Linked DNA regions of Homo sapiens: region 1 is linked to region 2. Evidence: read pairs that join two places in POLR2A ChIA-PET (ENCODE). Cell type or tissue: MCF 10A. All regions are shown on one strand.

Region 1 (5,000 bases), 380 kb after region 2:
GAGCCCTTGTCCTGGCCCAAAATATGTTTTTACATTTTAAAAATTATCCTTTTCTTTACCAATTAGATTGTCAATTTTTTTTTTAAACAAATGCTTTCTGTGGCCTTGTAGAAAATACTGGTTGGTGGGCACCTCTTCTTGGAAGACTGCCACTGGAGGGTCCTCAGGGTGAAGTCACCCCCACTTGGCTTGATGCTTTGTTACCAGTCTGTTTTTTTTTTTTTCTTTTTTTCTCTAATGGTGGGATAATTTGAAAACTCAACCCTTTCCAGCCAATGGTGAGCACCTGTTCATTTCTCAAGACACCCTGAGCCTCCAGGTGGCCTCCACCAGCGGGGAGCCGAGTGTGCGGCTGGAGTGTGTAGCTGGAGCGTGTGGCTGGAGTGTGTTGCTAGGGTGTGTGGCTGGGGTGTGTGGCTGGGGTGTGTGGCTGGCCTGCTCAGGAGAGACGGGGAGCCGAGTGTGTGGCTGGCGTGTGTGGCTGGAGTGTGTGGCTGGGGTGTGTGACTGGGGCGTATGACTGGGGCCTGCTGAGCGGAGAGTATTCTCAGTTATTTGTTTCCGGCAGATCTGAGAACCTGAGTAGTAGGAACTGCTTCAGGCCTGGGTCCCGGCCCGGGTGGAGTTGCTGTGGAACGCAGGTGTTTTCTGTGTGAGTTTGCTAAGCGCTGTTGGGCGTTCTGGAAGTGTCTTTCCAAAGCAGACATTATCAAGCCAGGGTCCTTGTGGCTACACCAGGCTGGGCGGCTGTGTGGCCCTTTTAGGCAGCTAGAACTGGCCTCACTGGTTCCGGGGATGCGTGCGGTGAGAGTGGGCACATGTCCGGTGAGCTTGTGGAAGTGCCCTGAGACCCTGGTTCCTGCTCCGGAGTACAGAACGTGTGATGATCAGCGATGGGCCACCATGGCGTGACTGGCACCAACAGCGCAGAGACCATAAACATGTTCCTTCCTGCTGACCGGCCCGTACTCCCAGGGTGGTGGCCCAGGGCCTGTCCACCTGGGTCTGCACTTCTGGGCTTCCCTGTCGTTTCCCCAGCTTCCCTTCTGGTAATGAGCTTGGTGCTCCTCCTCTCCCCACCTCTCACCCTTGTGCCTTTGGAAAGGCCTTACTGGACAGACCGGGAACAAGAGGGCATCTGCTATTTCTGGGGAGCTTCAGAAGCTGAGCTCACCGGGCTCGGCTCTGGGAGCATGGTTGTCCTCCAAATACATGTTTTCTTCTTTTACTGATCCTTCTGCTAACCTCGGGACCCCACTATACCAGGTGCTGGGTACACCAAGGTGAGCAGGACCCCGTCCCTGCTTTCAAGAATGGTTAAGAGAATTGCAAAATATTAGTGCCGTGCAGAGTCCCAGGTGCCACCAGCAGGGGCAAATGCAGGCCCAGGAGGGCGCGGCAGTGGAAAGGGGCTGCACAGAGCAGGGGAGGCTCCACAGCTGACTCTCGAATGGTGTTCCCCAAGGGCTAGAGGGGTGTGTGTTAGGGGGTCAGGGTTGGGGGATTTTGTGGCACGGTGACAGACAGTGTTGCAAGAAGAATGAACTCATACACAGACCTGATCACTTGGTGGTGGCTTCACCCTGGAGCCTGTTGTCATTCCCCCTGGCCTCCCTCTGCCGTCTTGCCTCGCCTGGCTCTGCTGCTCTGCTGGCCTCTGCAGCCGGCCTTTGTCTGGGCAGCGAGCAGTGTCCAGGCAGCAGACAGCGGGTAGTGTCCAGGCAGCAGGCAGTGTTCCGGCAGCAGGCAGTGTCCAGGCAGCGGGCAGTGTCCAGGCAGCAGGCAATGTCCAGGAAGTGGCCTGTGTCTGGAGAGCAGATGGTGTCTGCGGTGTATCGGTGTCTCATCTCCAGCTAGAGGGACTTAGGTCCCCATGACTGGTGAAGCCGTTTCAGGAACAGCACTGATGACCAATGGAGCAATCTCTGGCCTAGTTGGGAGGTCCGTCAGGGCTGCTTTGAAGGTGGCACAGGCCATACATGCAGAACCCGGGTGCCTGTCCCACTCCTGCCCCCGTCCTGTGGCCTGGGGTCCAGACACAGGGAGCTGGAGGCAGAGGGGCTGCTGAGTCAGTTAGACAGGCCTCTCTGTTGGCGGGACCACGACTTGACGCCTTCTCCCCTCAACACTTCCAAGGCATACTTGCCAAGGGTCCGCACCCGCTCTCTGGTTCGGGGCCTCTCCCTGCCTCTGTAAGACTGGTGCAGCTGCTCTAACTTGTCTGCCATCTTCAGGTTCTCTGCGTTGCCACCAGAGTGAACTTGCTGGCGTGGGGGTCGGTGTCTGCCGTGAGTCAGGTCCCTGCGCAGTCCTCCCTGGCAGTGGAGGAACACTGGTTCTTTGCCTGGCCCCAGGGCAGTCCCAGCCCCAGAGGTCCCTGGCCTGCGCTGGCTCAGAGCATGCTGGCCATCTGCTTGGGCGGAGCCTGTCCACCACCGCCTGGTGCCTTCCCGCCCATCCTTTTAAGGCCTCTCCTCCTCTGGGAAGCTTTCCCAAATGAGGCAGGCGACAGAGGAGCTTCATCTTCTCCGCCCCATACCTTCAGGGTGGCACGTGGCACCATGAGGAGCTATCTGGGGCTCCCCTGGGTGTCTTCCCCTCCCTGTGAGCTCCTGGAAGGCAGGGGTCCTGGCGTTCTATCTTGCCTTCTTGCATCATGGGTGTGCCTGGCAGCCTGAGGGGTGGGGAGTGGGACCAGGCACTGCAGAGGCCCCCAGCCTCACTCTGAGGCTGGACCTGGAGTCGCAGGGTGGCAGTACCGAACCCAGGTGTGCCACCCGCACACACACAGACCGTGCAGGCAGGGGCGGTGGCTGCTGTTCTTCCATGTGTGTCCCCCTCGTGGCGGCCCTGCATTGCTGCCTGTTGGTGGGGTTAGGGTCTGCTGTCACTCCGTGGGCCATGACATCGCCACTGCCATCACATTTGCAGAGCTCCGTGTGCATACATGATAGCGTCCCGACCAACAGCGCCTCCGGTACACAAAGCCGTTTCTTGGTGAATCAGCAAGTCTGGGCTCCTGCCGTTTCTGGGTGAGCCCTGTGCTTGGACAGTTATGAATCATTTGCTTGCCTCTTGATTTGCGTCAATCAAACCACATGTGAAGAAAGCGGCAGTGAGCAGCGCTTTGCCGGCAGCCTGGCTCCAGCGTGGGGCGGCTTGCCAGGGACAGCCTCAGGAGGCCAGCCTGCGCGGCCTGGTGGTCTGGGCTGAGGGCCTGGGGTGGCTTCGGCCCACGGGGCTTCCGGCCGGCCCCCACCCTTTCTTCCCCCGATCCCCGTCAGCCACGGGAGATGGGTGAGATGGTAATGATAGCGTAGCGTGTGCTGGCTTCCTACGTGTAATCCTGTGGCCAGGGGCACATATTCGCAGCTCTGGGAATGTTTATGGTTGGAAGCCCCTCCGCTGATCTGTTCTTCCCTCTCACACAAAATCACTCCAGGACAGGGCTCTTTGCAAAGATTACTTGTAAGAAAGCCTTAATTAAAAAGAGATGTCACCATGCCCCTCCCCTCCTTCAAACCAAGAGGAGCAGCAGAAGGGGGAGTGGCCCAGGGTCAGAAGGACAGCTGGGAGGAGCGTGGGGGCCAGGCCAGGCCTAGGGAAGGGCCATCCACCTGGGACTTCTGAGCCTTTTCTTTTCTGGAGCAGCTTTGGGGATGAGGCTTGCCCTCCGTTGAGTCACGGTGACAGCTCTGCACTGTGCTGGGCTGAGAGAGCCCCGCCGTGGAGGGCCATCTGGGAAAGTAGGGTTCCCAGGGCCCCCCAGCTTCACTGGCTTGCTTTGCTTTGGTTATTTTCGAGGTAGGCAAATGAGGTTCTCGTTTTTACCGTGAAGGTTACTTGTATTGTTGTTGAATTAGCTGTTGAATGGTAGCTGTTGTCCTAGTTTCCTAGTTAGTCATGGCTGTGGCTCGTGGCTTAGAGACCAGCGGCGCCCTGGCTCATTCCCATCTCTTGCGGGGGCCCATACATGATTCGTCCTTAAAACTGGGAGGGGACGCCGGGGTGCACTGGGCTTGTCCTGTCGTTTGGTAATGATCACAAGTGTGTTTATATGTGACTCTTCCAGGGAATCGTGGAAACTTAGTGGCCATGAGGTCCCCTGGCTCTGAAATTTCTCTCTGAATGAGCTGGGAGGGTGTAACCTTCCACAATTGTGAGCCCAGGTTTATGTTTGCAACAAATAATAAACAGCAAAACAGAACAGAGTGATACCCCCGTCCAAATCTAGCACCTTCACTGGCTATCTTTCATTTTTTATTACGGAAAATTTCAAACATTTACGAAAGTGAAAAGACAATAAGGAGCGGACTAGGCTGCTGTCCCCATCTTCAGCGATGGCTGAGCAGGGCCAGGCCTGCCTCACTGTATTGTTCCAAAGCAGTTCTACCGTCATGCAGGTGTCTTCCGAACATGCGACCCTAATACCATTGTCACAGCTTTAACACATCAACACGTGAATCCATCAAATAATCAGTCATTTAAAATCCCCATTGTCTCAAAAAGTTTTCAGTCTCTTTTCTTTTTGTATGTGGCTGTTGTTCAAATAAGTGTTAAGTAAGGTTCGTGGGTTCTAATGGGCCACTGTCACTTGTGATGGACACAGCCGTTTCCTCCCTCTTGCTCTCCAGTCTATTTGTTGGGGAGCTTGGCTTGTCCTGTTGTGTGGCCACGGCAGAGCTCTCACTGCCTGTGTCCATGTGGCGTGTTGAGCAAGTTCCTCCTCCCTCTCTTTCTGGTGACCTGGCGGTTGCAGCTGGAGCCTGCGCCGGACCGGGGCTAGTTGGCAAGACTGTGGCATGGGGGCGTGGGCGTTCTGCTGGGTGATGAGCGGGTCCTGAAGGTGGCTGTCTAGCTTCATTCCTTCCTTCCTGGGGGCTGCAGAGTGATAATCCAAGACACTCACTCCTGAATCAGGTAAAAGACTTCTGCAGAGAGGAAGTGCCCTCATCAGCTCTTCGGCTCACACAGGAAAGGCTTTCTTTATTTACCATCTT
Region 2 (5,000 bases):
CACACTGCTGCTGCTGATGTGTAGATCACCCAACCCTTCAGCCCTTCCCCTTCTTTGGGGACCCTCCTTTCATGAGAACCTATGAGAAGAGCTCATTTATTCATTCATTTTAAAAAATTCCTCTGCTTGAGCCTTCCTCAGGAGTGTTGTCGCCAGAGGCACCCCCAGTCCAGAGGGAATCCAGCTTCCCAGTCTCAAACCTGCCACCTGTCCAAAAGTTAGAGTTACATTTACATAAATCGGGGGTTGTTTTGATCCAAAGTACCCATTTTTCATCCCATCTCTTTGCCTTCATTTCAGTAGTCAGGGTTGTCAGGAATGTGCTCAGTTATTCAGATTTGCAAACACTATAATAAACACAGGGCGAGCCGTCCGTGGACGTTGTCTGCCTTCTTGTTTCGTTCCACGGTTGGCTGGAGAGCAGGGCAGTGATGTGAAGGCTCCGGGGGGGGCTCCAGCTTCACCACTAACTGGCTGCGTGTCTGGGGCAGGTTAATTATGCACCCAGTGCCTCGTCTTTCTTTTTTGTAGAAAAGATAATGATGCCTGTCAGTCTCAAAAGGGCATGCAAGTGTGCTGGACACAGGGCCCACGCTCTGGCACATAGCAGGTGTTTGACAAAGTCATCTTAGCAGAGACACAGACTCCACCAGCGAATAACCCAGGACCAAGGAAGGATTTTGTTTTTTGGTTCTCTCTCAAGTTCTGCTGTATCTGCAGAGACCAAGTAACAGCCTGAGGCTGATAAGAAAAGTGTTGAGTGATGACAATGAGATGACACGTCCTAGATGCTGCAGCAATGAAAGTCCCTTGGCGTGTGTTGGGTGTAAGCTGAGTCCCTCAGGAAAGGCACAGGAAATGGAGGAGCAGAGTGGAGAGGGAGTGAGCTGGCACAAGAGGATGGGCTTTGGGGAGCGAGAAAAACAAGTCAAGACGCCTTTCAGGAGTCTTTCTGCAGGAAGCACCACACCCACCGCCTCCCTGCCCCTTTAAAAATACTCCCGAAAGATACATTGTATCTTAAGGTGTATGAAACAGATCACAAGTTTGTCCCAATAGGCAGAGACTGTGCCACATGGAGCGCTAAGATTTGTTTGGGTTTCACTGACTATTATTTTTCTTTGATAATAAAGAAACTGGACATTTTCACGGTGAGTCCCACAGTGGGGGTTGGAGCATCTGGGAGTTAGTACCTTTTAGCCAGGGATTTAGCTGTGGCATGCATCCTCCAGCTGACAGTAAGTGAAAGGCTTAACTCAAGAAGAGAAAGGACATCGGTGACGGGCAGGCAGGTGGGGGCTCTGCGGTGCTGCGAGGGTGCTGCCAGGATGCTGCCAGCTCCTGGGGCCACAGTGTGGGTATCTACCTGGTTTCTTCGGCAAACAAAGCATCTGACCCTGTCCTCTTCAAGCATCTGGTCAGCATCAACAGGGTACTATAAACACATTGTCACAGTGTATCAGGAAGGAGGGCGGGATTCAGAGGCTGTCAGACTTTTGTTTCTTACAGTGAAAGATTCGAAGATGCAGACAGCATTACTCACAGCATACAAACCCAGATCCACGCAGGGTCCAGCTGCTTTCAGGTGGCGGATATGCCAAACCCCCCATTTTGGTACAGCCAGAGAGGTATGTTTACCTGATCTACCTCATGCAGCCTTTGAATGCTAAACATTGGACATTGTGACAATGAACTTCCCCACAGAATCTGATTAGAAAGAACAAACAAGGGCAAAGGAAGGGGCTAGGGAATGCTTAGCACATGCCCTGTACTAAGCCCTGAGGAAGCCCTGGGAAGGAGACAGAAGAACCCGACGCGGCTGCTGCCTTAGAAGTTCCTCCAGCCCCATAAAAATCATAGCTAATTAGTATAGTGCAGATTGTGGTCAAATACCACAAACAAACACTCCTGAGGAGGCAGGTCAGAAAGGCTTTCTGAAGAGGGAGGTTCAAGGCGAGCCTTGACTGTCAAGCAGAAAGTGAGAGGCAGAGATGAAGGAGTGGCTCACGCTGGTCAGAGGAGAGGCAGAAAGCCATCAGAACACTGAAGAAATCTCACTGTAACTTTCTTATTTTAGTAGACACCACAAAGAGAATCACGTTGCTGTAAAAAAAAAAAATTGAAGTTTTTCCTAGACTCCTTGCAACATAAGGACCCTAAAGTAATCAGTGACCCTTGCATCCATATTGGGCCATTAAAACTGTTGACTTCTTTATTCCTAAATTGATGCCATTTGAATTCAAAGCATAAAGGCACCGACCTAAAATGTGATGATTATTAAAAGTTCCATGGCTCATCGCTGACACCCTCAGCTAATTTTATTTTTGGTAATTGCGTCAATCCAGCTTCAACTCTTCCTGTTCTAAACTTGTTCCGTGCCTTATGTTTTACAAAGCACTGTCTCACACATGCCTGCTTTGACTTCATGCCCACAACAGCATCGAGTGAAAGAATTTGAAACAGAGAGCGGCAAACTGGGGAATGCACGGCGTCCCCACAAATGGCACATGTGGACTCAACCCCGAGTCCCCGTTTCTTGGTCCAGCATGAAGTGTCTCATCAGCCACCTCCAGCTTCTTCTTCCACCGCTGGTCTCGGGGGGGAACCCAACAGACTCACATTTCATGTGAAAGGAATTTCTGCGGATATGGAAAAAGCAATGGCGGATCTCCACCCTTGAAACTCCAACAGTCTATGGTAGCGATGAGATCCAAACCTGCGAATATTTAGATCATAACAAGGTTACTAACAATGCCGCCTCACACCAGAGGGTGTCTCGTCGGTACTTGACAAATGAATCACCTAGGAGCTTCTCCGTAGGTGGCCAGGTGGAGAGGTGACTCAAGGCTGGGTGGCGAAGCCGGCTCTGGACTGGTGCCCGCCTCTGATGAGGGAGGCAGAGGGAGGTGTCTCAGGTGGGGAGGGCTGGAGCTCAGCATGGATTCAGGACAGCAGGAGGAGGGGCAGTGAGCCCCGCAGTGGGGAGCAGAGTGGGGAACTGAGTGAGGAACAGCTGGGGCCAACCCCAGAGTCACAGAAGTGGCCTAGTGTGGCTCCACCTAGTCTGGGGGGCGGGCGGGGGGTTGCTGGACATTTACTGAGATGGAGCTCAGCAATGTTTTATGAGAAAGAACCTAACACGATGTGGGGCTCAGCAATGTTTTAGGAGAAAGAACCTACCCCGACGGTGTTGGAGCCTGCGTGGGAGGGGCGGGGGAGGACCAGGCAGTGGGGGAGGAGTCACCGCGCCAGCCGGGCCTGGACCAGAGTGGGGGCTGTGTGAAGGGAAAGGCAGGGCGTGGTGGAATAGATACAGTGACAAAACCCTCCACACAACTGCCCCACTACCAATTGACCCAGACGCAAGTTTAGGGCGGAGGCAGGGGTGTGGTCAGTCAGCTTCGAGGCCCCACACAAGGATTCTATTGAGAGAAATCAAACAGAAAACGTGAGGCCAGGCCAGGCGCGGTGGCTCACACCTGTAATCCCAGCACTATGGGAGGCCGAGGCGGGCTGATCATCTGATGTCAGGAGTTCCAGACCAGCCTGACCAACATGGCGAAACCCTGTCTCTACTAAAAATACAAAAATTAGCTGGGCGTGGTGGCAGGTGCCTGTAATCCCAGCTACTCAGGAGGCTGAGGCAGGAGAATAGCTTGAACCTGGGAGGCAGAGGTTGCAGTGAGCCGAGATTGCGCCACTGCACTCCAGCCTGGGAGACGAGAGTGCAACTCAAAAAAAAAAAAAAAAAAAAAAAAAGGAAGGAAGGAAGGAGGGAGGGAGGGAGGGTGAGGCCAGATAGGGTCACAGTCTGGCTGGATGACAAGAAGTTCTGGTTTAGAAAGAAGGGACGAGGGACAAGTGGTGTGGCTCACCAGAGTCCAGGCCTGAGGTGCAGGCAAGTGAACATGTGGGCTCCCAGGGGCACAGAGGAGAGCAGAGGAAGGGGAAGGTGTGAGGGACACAGAAGACAGGAGGGAGGGGAGGGATGGGAGCAGCGGAGAGCAGGGAGGGGAGAGACGGGAGCGGCGGAGAGGAGGGAGGGTAGGAAGGAGAGCAGAGGAGAGGAGGGAGGGAAGGCATGGGAGCCTAGGAGTGGAGGGAGGGGTGGGAATGGAGCAGAGGAGAGGAGGGAAGGGAGGGAAGGGGAGCAGAGGAGAGGAGGGAGGGGACGGAAGGGGAGCAGAGGAGAGGAGGGAGGGGAGGGAAGGGGAGCAGAGGAGAGGAGGGAGGGGAGGGAAGGGGAGCAGAGGAGAGGAGGGAGGGAAGGCATGGGAGCCTAGGAGTGGAGGGAGGGGTGGGAATGGAGCAGAGGAGAGGAGGGAAGGGACGGAAGGGGAGCAGAGGAGAGGAGGGAGGGGACGGAAGGGGAGCAGAGGAGAGGAGGGAGGGGAGGGAAGGGGAGCAGAGGAGAGGAGGGAGGGAAGGCATGGGAGCCTAGGAGTGGAGGGAGGGGTGGGAATGGAGCAGAGGAGAGGAGGGAAGGGAGGGAAGGGGAGCAGAGGAGAGGAGGGAGGGGACGGAAGGGGAGCAGAGGAGAGGAGGGAGGGGAGGGAAGGGGAGCAGAGGAGAGGAGGGAGGGAAGGCATGGGAGCCTAGGAGTGGAGGGAGGGGTGGGAATGGAGCAGAGGAGAGGAGGGAAGGGACGGAAGGGGAGCAGAGGAGAGGAGGGAGGGGACGGAAGGGGAGCAGAGGAGAGGAGGGAGGGGAGGGAAGGGGAGCAGAGGAGAGGAGGAGAGGAGGGAGGGGAGGGAAGGGGAGCAGAGAGAGCCAATACTAACCCTGGGCAGTAACAGCATCCAAGCTAGAGGGAAGAACGGCCTTTGGCAGAAGTCCGGGGGAATGGCCAGCGGTCTTTAGTGGAGGTTCAGGACTGCACCAGTAGGGCCTAAGGAAAGAGCTTAAGGAAGCCCACAGTCCTAACAGTGGCTGGCTGGGGACATAGAGAAGGCCACGAGAGTTGGAAGAAATAGCCAGAAATGATGACAGAAAGTCATTGG

Evidence for each region. Peaks named below come from ENCODE experiments on the same cell type or tissue, not always from the same donor. Only the 100,000 strongest peaks of a DNase experiment are listed, where the experiment ranks them.
Region 1: POLR2A ChIA-PET joins it to region 2 with 5 read pairs; 2 of 35 experiments call an interaction of 5 or more read pairs at or near these places.

The regions. Positions count from the first base shown.
Region 1 is chr2:239,273,412-239,278,411 of GRCh38, reverse strand. The region is part of intron 2 of HDAC4 (histone deacetylase 4); the gene reads left to right. Among named protein-coding and RNA genes, the nearest start is that of MIR4269, 30 kb to the left of the region's middle. RefSeq lists a silencer at 2,487-2,695 and enhancers at 2,844-2,943, 4,592-5,000. In MCF 10A, no CTCF peak of the experiment used is centred here; DNase peaks (open chromatin) are centred at 2,461, 3,041, 3,581 and 3,921.
Region 2 is chr2:239,658,404-239,663,403 of GRCh38, reverse strand. LOC105373966 (a long non-coding RNA gene) reads right to left here. Exons shown (of 3, transcript XR_924055.3): 2 at 4,782-4,933; 3 at 999-2,716. Among named protein-coding and RNA genes, the nearest start is that of LINC02991, 83 kb to the right of the region's middle. RefSeq lists an enhancer at 2,420-2,919. In MCF 10A, no CTCF peak of the experiment used is centred here; a DNase peak (open chromatin) is centred at 2,823.